Linked DNA regions of Homo sapiens: region 1 is linked to region 2. The links are chromatin loops, found by intact Hi-C in ENCODE. Cell type or tissue: CD14-positive monocyte. All regions are shown on one strand. Links, peaks and the distances in the headings refer to the core of each region. The heading gives the core; the rest is flanking DNA. Region 1 has its middle 22 kb from the start of CD300E. Region 2 holds the start of LOC124904055 (a long non-coding RNA gene).

Evidence for each region. Peaks named below come from ENCODE experiments on the same cell type or tissue, not always from the same donor. Only the 100,000 strongest peaks of a DNase experiment are listed, where the experiment ranks them.
Region 1: it touches region 2 in a loop (2.9-fold over the local background); 5 of 110 quality-filtered maps call a loop at or near these places.

Annotation. Positions count from the first base shown.
Region 1 is chr17:74,643,353-74,648,720 of GRCh38, forward strand. No RefSeq gene overlaps it. Among named protein-coding and RNA genes, the nearest start is that of CD300E, 22 kb to the left of the region's middle. In CD14-positive monocyte, for the core only: a CTCF peak has its summit at 3,140 (motif pointing left); a DNase peak (open chromatin) is centred at 3,069; H3K27ac peaks cover 1,105 bases.
Region 2 is chr17:74,376,468-74,381,835 of GRCh38, forward strand. It overlaps LOC124904055 (a long non-coding RNA gene), which reads left to right and starts at 3,787. Exons shown (of 2, transcript XR_007065898.1): 1 at 3,787-3,873; 2 at 4,539-5,075. RefSeq lists a silencer at 3,049-3,148. In CD14-positive monocyte, for the core only: CTCF peaks have their summits at 3,103 (motif pointing right) and 3,306; a DNase peak (open chromatin) is centred at 3,124; H3K4me3 peaks cover 563 bases.

The DNA.
Region 1 (5,368 bases), core at 65-5,064, 270 kb after region 2:
GAGTGGATCACTTGAGACCAGGAGTTTGAGACCAACCTGGCCAATATGGTGAAACCCTGTCTCTACTAAAAACCCAAAAATTAGCCAGGTGTGGTGGTGCGTGCCTGTAATCCCAGCTACTCAGGAGGCTTGAACCCAGGAGATGGAGGTTGCAGTGAGCCAAGATTGCGCCACTCTACTCCAACCTGGGTGACAGAGCAAGACTCTGTCTCCAAAAAAAAAGAAAAAGAAAGAAGAAAGAAAGAAAGAAAGAAAGAAAGAAAGAAAGAAAGAAAGAAAGAAGAAAGAAAGAAAGAAAGAAGAAAGAAAGAAAGAAAGATTCTTACAAACTATAAGATACTAAATTATCTAAAATTATTTCAAAATAAAGAAGGAGGTTTTGATGCTATATGCAGGTAAGAAAGGTTGGAATTAATCTCTGGAATAACACACATGATTTTCTCAATTCCTGTACTAAGCACATATGCATGGCTCCAGAAATAAGCAGAAAGTCTTTGCCATTTCAACTGTCCCCCACATACTTACTATGTTAACCCACTTCTCCATCAACACTTCTGCCCCAGGCAACTAGAAGAGAGAGAAGGAAGGTGGTGAAAAGCAGCTTCATGGTTCTGCCTACTGAGCTCTGCTCTCCCCTCTATACAGCCCAGTCCTCCTAGACTCTGGGCTGACCATGCTACAGAGAGCAAGTGCTGCATGCTCTGCCTTCTGCTTTGGTGCCTCCCTATCTCTTCTTATGGTGGTCTCCATTCACACCTGCAATCATTGTTTATTCTACTGCTTTTTTTTTTCTTTTAAGAAAGAAACTGAGATGATAAGCAGCAACTACTTGACAAGCAAGTGTTCAAACACAATGCTATGGCAATCTCCTCAACATGCTTGAAATATATGAAAAGATAGAAAATCTCAGCAAGGAAATAGACACAAAGAAGTAGCAAGTGGACATTTTACAAATGAAAAATATGATAACTAAATTTTTTAAATTCAGCTAATGGGCTCAACATCAGGAGGGAGAGGACAGAGGAAAGAATCGGTGAACTTGAACACAGAACAATAGAAATTGTCTGATCTGAGCAAAAGAGAGAAAATAGACTTTAAAAGATGAACAGAGCCTTAGGTAGCTGTGGGACTGTAATAAAAGAGCAAACATTCATGTCATTGAAGTTCCAGAAGAAGAAAAGAAAGAAAGCAGAGTTGCAAAAAGGTATTTGAAAACATAACGGCTAAAATTTTCCCAGTTTCAGCAAGACATAAAGCTACAGATCCCAAGATAACTATCCTCAAAGTCAGTCAGAGCCTGGGTCTAAAAACCATTTTGAGCAGATTCCTGGAAAACTCAATCTCCAGTCCAAACATTCTTCTAACCTCAGACCTCCTTGCCATCCCTCTCCTTGATATCTGCACTTGAGCCGTCTCAAAGATGCATCCAACTCAACAAGTCCAAAGTAAACTCACAATTATGCCCTCCAGAAAGGAGTCCCATCACCTTACACTGTTTCCTAGTTTTCATCCCTGACCCCTCTGTGTCTTCATCCCCACACTCTGTCCTGCCTGGAGCCCATTCAATGTTGCCTCCTGTTAAAGCTCTCAGATTTGTCCATCTCTCTATCTCCTTCTCTGCCAACCTAGCCCAAGCTACCATCGTCTGTCAATAGCCTCCCAGGTGGTCTGCCCACGTTCACTCTTAGTTTTTCGCCACTGTGCAGCCAGAATGGTATTTTTGCAAACAAATCTGATCTTGCCACTCCCCCTGTAAGAAACATTAACAGCCTCCCAGGGCTCTTACAACTCCTCTACTGGACCTCAGTTTGGCCCCTGCTGACCTCCCAAGCCTCAAGCCATAATAACCTCCCACTTAATCCCCAAGGGGCAACCACAAAGATTTTGGTTCCTCAGACAGAACACATTCCCTTGATTACAGTGACTGTTCACACACTGTTTCCTGGGCCTAAAATGCTCCTTTCCTCTCTTTGCTTGGTTAACTCATACTCTTCCTCCAAATCTCAAATAAATTATCATTCATTCAACTCAACAAATATTTACTGGACACCTACTACATGCCAAATACCGTGCTAGGTGCTGGAATGCAGCAACAAACAAATCAAGCTTCTGTCCTCAGGAAGCTTACATTCTCCTAGGGGGAGGGGGAGAGGAGAAAATAAACACATATAAAATGTACCAGGTGGTCATAAGTGCCCCGAAGACAAAAAGGGTAGAGGGAGTGAGGGGAGGCAAATGCTATTGTATTAATATCTATAGAGAAGGTATCTATGATAAAGTGTTATCTTATTTTAACAGAGACCTGAAAGAAGGGTGGGAGCCACACTGACAGCTGCAGGTGAAGAGTGCAAGGTAGGCCGGGTGCGGTGGCTCACGCCTGTAATCCCAGCATTTTGGGAGGCCAAGGTGGGCGGATCACGAGGTCAGGAGATCGAGACCATCCTGGCTAACACGGTGAAACCCCGTCTCTACTAAAAATACAAAAAATTAGCTGGGCAAGGTGGCAGGCGTCTGTAGTCCCACCTACTCGGGAGGCTGAGGCAAGAGAATGGTGTGAACCCCAGGGGGCGGAGCCTGCAGTGAGCCGAGATCGCGCCACTGCACTCCAGCCTGGGTGACAGGAGACACCATCTCAAAAAAAAAAAAGAGTGCAAGGTAGAGGGGGCTGCTGTGCAAAAGTCCTGGGGTGGGAGCAGAGGCCACCATGGCTCAGGAAGAGGGAATGAGGGCAAGAGTGGAATGAGACGAGATCAGAAAGGAAACAGAGTCATCATTTAAGGGCCCATAGGCCTTAATAGGGAGTTGGATTTGACTCTGAATGATGCAGGGAGCCATTGGAGAATTACGTGACCTGGCTTACTTTAAAAGGATCACACGGGCTGCTGCGAGGAAAAAACAATTGACAGAGGTAAGGCAGGAAACTGGGAGACATGAATAAGCAATTGTAGCCTTCCAGGTGTGAGACAACGGTGGGCTAGGCCATGTGGGGGAAGTGGATGGGGTGAGACATCGCTGGAGCCCAGTTGAATCAATGCCCCTAATGGAAGTTCCCAGAGCACCTCCTTCTTCTATGGTGGTTGTAATGGGACATTTATTGGTGCACATTTGATTAATGTCTGTCTCCCCCTACTGGGCTATAAGCCTCAAGAAGGCAAGAAATGGGTCTTCTTTGCTCACCATTGCATTTCCAACATCCAGTGCCCACAATATATGCTCTATATAGTTTTCTTGAATGAATGAATGAATGAATGAACAAATACCCCAAAAACAAAAGCACAAACACACAATCCTTTAAGTCTACTTGGGAAGCCCAGCCTTCCCTGCTCTCTTGAGGCTCTGCAAGAAGCAGTCATGCAACATCCACTCCATGCCCAGCACCTTCCAGGCACAATATTAAAGAAGTGCAGGGGCCAGGTGCAGTGGCTCACCCCTGTAATCCCAGCACTTTGGGAGGCCGAGGTGGGTGGATCACAAGGTCGGGAGTTTGAGACCAGCCTGGCCAATATGTGAAACCCTGTCTCTACTAAAAATACAAAAATTAGCTGGGCATGGTGGCAGGCACCTGTAGTCCCAGCTACTCAGGAGACTGAGGCAGGAGAATCGCGTGAACCTGTGAGGTGGCAGTTGCAGTGAGCCAAGATCACACCACTGCACTCCAGCCTGAGCAACAGAGAGAGACTCTGTCACAAAAGAAAAAGAAAAAGAACAAGAGCAGGGCAGTGTGACATTTGCTACCCAGGTTCAGGTCCAGGGTCTGCCAGCCATGGCCAGAGACATAATAATTGCTAAGAATTACTGAGTTTACTTTGTTTCAGAGACCACTTTAGATGCTTTCTGTTATTACTTTGCTTAAATCCCGTGCAAGTCAAACAAAGTAGGTATTATTATTATTATCCAGATGCATAAACTGTATGGCACAATCACACATCCCTGGGTCCTCCCAGGAGGGCCACCACACTCTGAAACTCCAGTCTTTTCTATTTTTCAGAGACGGAGTCTCACTCTGTCGCCCAGGCTGGAGTGCAGTGGTGCAATCTCAGCTCACTGCGATCTTCACCTCCCAGGTTCAAGCGATTCTCCTGCCTCAGCCTCCCAAGTAGCTGGGATTACAGGTGCCCACAACCATGCCCAGTTGATGTGTGTGTGTGTGTGTGTGTGTGTGTGTGTGTGTGTTTAGTAGAGATGGAGTTTTGCCATGTTGGCCAAGCTGATCTCGAATTCCTGACCTCAGGTGATCAGCCTGCCTTGGCCTCCCAAAGTGCTGGGGTTACAGGCATGAGCCACCGCACCTGGCCTGAAACTCCTTTCCAAACCTAAGTTTAGATTTCCAATGCCACTGAAATCTCACCTAAATTCAGGGCAATCAGAGGGAGAAGCTTCTACACACCCCAAATCTCAGGCTGTCTCTCCATCTCCTTCCCTTGGTCAAGTGGCAACCTCCCAAGGACGGCCACAAGGCACCCAGAGCCCAGCTGCAGAGTCCACTGGCTCTGTGGGAGTCCTGGAGATAAAGGACACCACCGTCCCCTCTCAGATGCCCCAAGCTAAATGGACCCAGCAAAGCCTGGCCCAGCAGCTCCAACTGCTGTCTGTGGGGAAGCTGGCTGAAAGAGCTCCGGGGCAGGCTCCGTGTCTTATCTGTCCTGCAAATCCAGAGCTGTGGGTGCCAGGAGCCAAAGCCTCATTTCTGAGCCTGGTTTGTGTCCTAGCTTAGCCCAGATCCTAAAAGTCAGGAGATGAAGGAATGGCCATCATTCTTCTTGACTCAACTGCATGTTTGAGAACTAAGATGCCAGGACTCACAGTGACAGGAGAGGCAGTGCAGTCCCCCAGTGCATAGCAGCTGCACCCTGAGGCTGGTGTGTCTGAGCAAAGCCAATGCAGAGCTGCGGGCCCTACAGATCCCATGGGGAAGGAGGGAGAGGGGAGGGCAGGGGAGGGTAGCAGCTGAGGAGGGTTCTCACTGCCTCGCCTGAAGCTGAAACCTAGCATCCAGTGGGTGATAGTGCCTGGCACGTTGCATTTCCCAGGGATGGAAAAATGTACTTTTGTCCCCTCCAATCAGTTGGAGGTGTGCCTGGAAAAGTGAGTTGAGAAGGATGGGGCTGAGCTTGGGCCTCCTGGGCTATCACAGCCACTGAGTACTGAGTGAAGAGTGATGGCTGATGAGAGAGGGAAGCGAGGGTGGGTGTGCGTGTGCCAGGCTTTCACAGCTCCAGAGCTGAGCTGCTCCAGAGCTCATATCGATAGAGACAGAATAACTTCATCCACAGGATTCTGCCTGCTGAGAATCAGAAACAAGTTCCCTCTTCCTGGCCAGCCATGCCAAGAGCCCTCAGCTAGACCCGTCAGGATTCTAGGTCCCTAA
Region 2 (5,368 bases), core at 253-5,252:
TTCAAGGGCTGCATTAAAAAAATACCGCAGACTGGGTGGCTTAAACAACATATGAGTTTTTGTTTGTTTGTTTGTTTGTTTTTGAGATGGAGTCTTACTCTGTCGCCCAGGCTGGAGTGCAGTGGCACAATCTCGGCTCGCTGCAACCTCCACCTCCTGGGTTCAAGTGATCCTGCTGCCTCAGCTTCCCAAGTAGCTAGGACTACAGGCATGCATTACCACGTCTGGCTAATTTTTGTATTTTCAGTAGAGACAGGGTTTCGCATGTTGGCCAGGCTGGTCTCGAACTCCTGACCTCAAGTGATTCACCTGCTTCAGCCTCCCAAAGTGCTGGGATTATAGGCGTGAGCCACCCTGCCTGGCCAGAAATGTGTTTTCTTACAGTTCTGGAGGCTGGAAGTTCAAAACAATGTATTGACCAAATGTAGTGGCTCACACCTATAATCCCAGCACTTTTGAAGGCTGAGGCAGGGGGATCACTTGAGCCCAGGAGTTCAAGACCAGGCTAAACAGCATAGGAAGACCCTGTCTCTACCAAAAATACAAAAACAGCTGGATGTAGTGGAGGATCACCTGAGCCTAGGAGGTCGAGGCTGCAGTGAGCCAAGACCACGCCACTGCACCCCAGCCTGGATGACAGAGTAAAGGGCGACCTTGTCTGAAAAGGAAAAGAAGAAGGTGTTAGCAGCTTGGGTTTCTTCTGAGGCCTCTCTCCTTGCCCTGCAGAAGGTCACCTTCTCCCTGTGTCCCCAGTACCTCAAAATGGGACGGCATTTGAAGATAGGGCCTTGAAAGAGGTGATGAAGTTCAAACGAGGCTGTTACGATGGGCTCTCATCCAACCTGGGGAAGGTCTTCAACATATGAATTTGGGTTGGGGGAAACTATGGGTATTTTAAGGACAAATGTTCCTTGGCTGTGGATCCAGGCTTTAATAAAAGTCACTTTTCTCTTGGCTGTATACGAACTATCCCCACCTTTCTCTTCTCCTTGGCTGGCGTAACAGGACTCAAAGCCAGTCTCGTATCTTTAAACATGATCTCTCCTTTCTTCCTGGAAGATCTTGAAGTTTTTGAAGATTCACCCTTGTTGAACAGGTACCTGGAGGTGGGCCTTTTAATTTCCACACTGAGAGTATCTTTTCATTCAGAAAAGGTTATTTTCTTTCTCGTTCGTTTCCTTCCTTCCTTCCTTTCCTCCCTCCCTCCCTCCCTCCTTCCTTCCTTCCTCTCTTTCTTTCTTTCTGAGTGGGGGTTGCACCATGTTGCCCAGGCTGCTCCTGAATTTCTGGGCTCAAGTGATGTGTCTGCCTCGGCCTCCCAAAGTGCTGGAATTACAGGCCTCTTTTCCTTTTAGGAAACAGGGTCTCGCTCTGCCACCCAGGCTGGAGTGCAGTGGCACGACCACGGCTCACTGCAGCCTCAACCTCCCAGGCTCAAGCAATTCTCTGGCCTCAGCCTCCCAAGTAGCTGGGACCACAGGCATGCACCACCATGCCTCGCTAATTTTTTGTTTGTTTGTTTGTAGAGACGAGGTCTCCCTATGTTGCCCATGCTGGTCTCCAACTCCTAAGCTCAGGCGATCCTCCTGCATCAGCCTCCCAAAGTGCTGGGATTACAGGTGTGAGCCACGGCACTGGCCTTCTTGACTTTCTTAATCACAATTGGGTTTCGGGCCCCCTTTTCCCTCGGCCACTCTTATGTGCTCTCTGGCGGGGTGTCCTGCTGCCACTGGCACCTTTCCTGGCTTCCTCATTGCTCAGACCTCAAACAGCTCTTTCCCTCTGTGTTGGGTTTCCCAGTCGCTCCGGTTTGCAGTGCTATCACTGCACACTCCCCCTTAGCAGCACGTTTCTTTCTTTTTTCTTTTTTTTATGAGATGGAGTCTTGCTCTGTCGCCAAGGCTGGAGTGCAGTGGCGCGATCTCGATCTCAGCTCACTGCAACCTCCGCCTCCTGGGTTCAAGCTATTCTCCTGCCTCAGCCTCCCGAGTAGCTGGGATTACAGGTGCGTGCCAGCACACCCAGCTGATTGTTGTATTTTTAGTAGAGACAGGGGTTTCACTGTGTTGGCCAGGCTGGTCTCGAACTCCCGACCTCAGGTGATCTGCCCGCCTCGGCCTCCCAAAGTGCTGGGATTACAGGCGTGAGCCACCGCGCCCGGCCTGAGCAGCACATTTCTTTTTGTCTCTGGAATGGATATCAACGCAACCAGGTTGCTTCCGGGGCATGGTCTCAGGCCCCACCACACACGCAGCCTCTGCCCCTCTCTCTGACTCCCATGCTCACTTTGGTCCTCCCCCATGAGTGCTCTGCTCCTCTTCCCCTTCCCCTCTTTTTTTCAGTCCGAAAGAGGAGGCATGCTGGCTGGATAAAAGGGAGCCACATCTGTCGCTTCTGCTCTGGGATCTTTCATGGGAGCTCCAGTCCACAGACATGAGTGTCCCTCGATTCTGACAAGGTGACAAGGCTCCCTTCCTGTCACCATGCCCGGGCCGAGGAGGTGGCTTTACCAGTGGTGGGGTGGGTGACATGATGGGGACGGGGAGACAAGCTTCCAGAGGGATCGTGCAGAATCCATTCAGCACCCTGGCCCAGAAAGCAAGACCATATTTTCCAAATTAAGCATTTAGCCAGCTGGGCACAGTGGTTCAGGCCTATAACCCTAGCACTTTGGAGGCAAGGCAGGAGAATGACTTGAGACCAGGTGTTCGAGAGCAGCCTGGGCAACGTGGCGAAACCCTGTCTCCACCAAAAATAAAAATAAAAAAAATTTAGCCGGGCATGGTGGTGGGCACCTGTAATCCCAGCTGCTCAGGAGGCTAAGGTGGAAGGATCACTTGAGCCCAGGAGTTTGAGGCTGCAGCGAGCTGAGATCACACCACTGCACTCCAGCCTGGACGACAGAGCCAGACACTGTCTCAAAAAAAAAAGAAAACATTGAGCACTTTGGTTGGCCAGATTACAGAGGTGCTGGCTGGCAGGGACCAAGGGACAGCCCTTGGCATGGGGGTGTCTTGGAAATCTTGCTTCCCTGGCCTCCTTGTCGCTGGGGGTGGCCTGAGCTCCCTGGCGGGTTTTCTGCCCACCTCCTCCTTTTGCATGTCCCTGTCAGCTCAGACAGCAGGGGGCGCTGCAGGACTGGCTGGACGGTCGGGCCAGGGAGTGGGAGGGCGGGCCTTTAAGCCAAGGTTCAAAGGAAGATCGAGTTACTGCAAAGAAACTGCCTGCCCTGGGCCAGCAGCCAGCACCGAGTAGTTGGGTGGGAGGGCTTTGTACCCTCTGTCAGTCTCCTCCACCCTAAAGCCACGTCTGCCACGCTGGGGCTGGCCAGCCACGGGGCTGCAGGGCCCTGCAATTTTCTCAGATGACTTTGGTGGTTTCCTGTGCAGAGTGGTGTGAAGGGCCCTTTCATCGTTCATCGCCCTCCTCTCTCCACTCTCCTTCGCAGGGTCCTGCCAGCCCCTCCTGCTGGCCTCGGGTTCTGCTCACCTGCCTTCCCCACTCTGGGGAGCTTGGCCTGCCAGGCTGCGGAGCCTCAGGGCTTCAGTCAGCGTCTCTGGGATCCCAGGACCCCGTCCTCCCAGCCTGGCGTGAGGGGCCGAGTCCTCCCATCCCCCAGCTGAGCCTGGGCAGGACTTGGGTACCCCCACTTCCCACTGCTCCTTCCAGCCTGCCCTCTCTCCACGGTGCTGGAGGTGAAAGAGTTAATCACATCTGTGGCGGCTCCTTCCAGGACTCCTCCAAGATATATATTTAGCAGGCGGGGCGGGGTGGGGCGGGAGAGGCGTGCCAAGATGCCCTGGCACCGCAGCCCCTGCCTTACCACACCGCTCTTCGGAGGGAGGGGCAGGCAGGCAGTGCCACAGGAGCCGGGTAGGATGGAGGAAGGGACCCATCTAGATGGAGGGAAGGGGCAGGTACGGGAGTTGGCTTTAAGTGGCTTTAACCACAGCCTAGGGAAGGCTGCGGTCTCAGAGAGGACTTTGAGGCCCTGTGTGTGGGGTTGGGGGAGGAGCTTGCTCTGTATCCATGAAAGAAGGGCCCAGTGACTCTGTCTCCCAGGGATGTCGAAGGATTGTGGAAAAGGGCTGGAAACAGCTTAACGGTGAAGGTGATGGGGCAGGGCTGGCTAGAAGAGCTTCTACCACCTATTGAAATGGCTGGGACCCCTGACCAGGGAGCACCGTGGGAGCATAGCCCTGGCCAGTCCAGGTGACCACCCTCTCAGAGCTGTGCTTTCATTCTGGGACAGCAGCTCTGGTGTGGCCAGTGGAGACAAGGGCAGACAGGTTTTTCTATGTCCTCCTTAGAGATTATTTCCAAGGACTCTGCCCTCAGGGAGAGCAATGTATTCAGTAGGTAACCACTAGGCGGGACTGGTTGCTAAGGGCTGTATTTTGACTCTAAGTGGGGAAACCTGTGATTCACCTTATTCCAATTCCTCCAAGTACCTGGGACCTCTGGAGGTTCAGTTCACAAGGAAGACGTTTGGTTTGCTCGCTTGCTTTTTTAACGGGAGTGTCTGTACCCTTCCCTAGGTCCCAAGAATAACTCTGCAGATCTTGGCTTCCCAGCCTCAGGATTGTCCCCAGGGACCAGGACAAAGGGCTTGGTCCTATTGGCTTGTCTCCATGGCGCCTCCCTTCTTCTTCTTCCCAGGTGAATGGATCAGCTCAGTTAGACCCAAGAGAGCCTCATGCTTGTCCTAGACCTCATTTTCCCGACCCAGTGGCATTCCAGCCACACCTGCTGAGGCCTTGGGTACCTGCGCATCAGAGTAGCAGCTCCTCCAGCTGGCAGAGAAAGACTTGATTTGCCACAGTTAGCGCGGCCCACTGTGGAAGCAATCCAGGGTTCGCTCACCACCCAGCCATGCCAGCTGATGCTGTTTTGATTCCCCTAACCAGGGGCAGTCACTTTTCTAGAACTTTCTGTGTCATGAACCCTCAAGGGAGGCAGCTAATGCAACCCTTTCCCAAAGGGCCCTCTCCTAATACCTGCAAATTATAAGGACACTATTTGACTTGATATTATTTCTGGAGGAAAATAAAAGTCAATAAAGGCACATAAACTGCTCTGTGATTTGAGGCAAAATGAATACAAAAGCCAGGCCCTTCTGCCACACCCACTCACCACGTGATCTTAAGAGAGTCGTTTCTAATCTCAGAGTCTCAGTTATCTTGCCTGTAAAATGTGGAGGTTGAGCTACATTAAATCTATGGTCACTTCTCTTACCCAGCTTCGTCCAGGCACGGTGGTTCACGCCTGTAATCCCAGCACTTTGGGAGGCCTAGGCAAGCGGATCACTCAAGGTCAGGAGTTCAAGACCAGCCCGGTCAACATGGTGAAGCGCCATCTCTACTAAAAA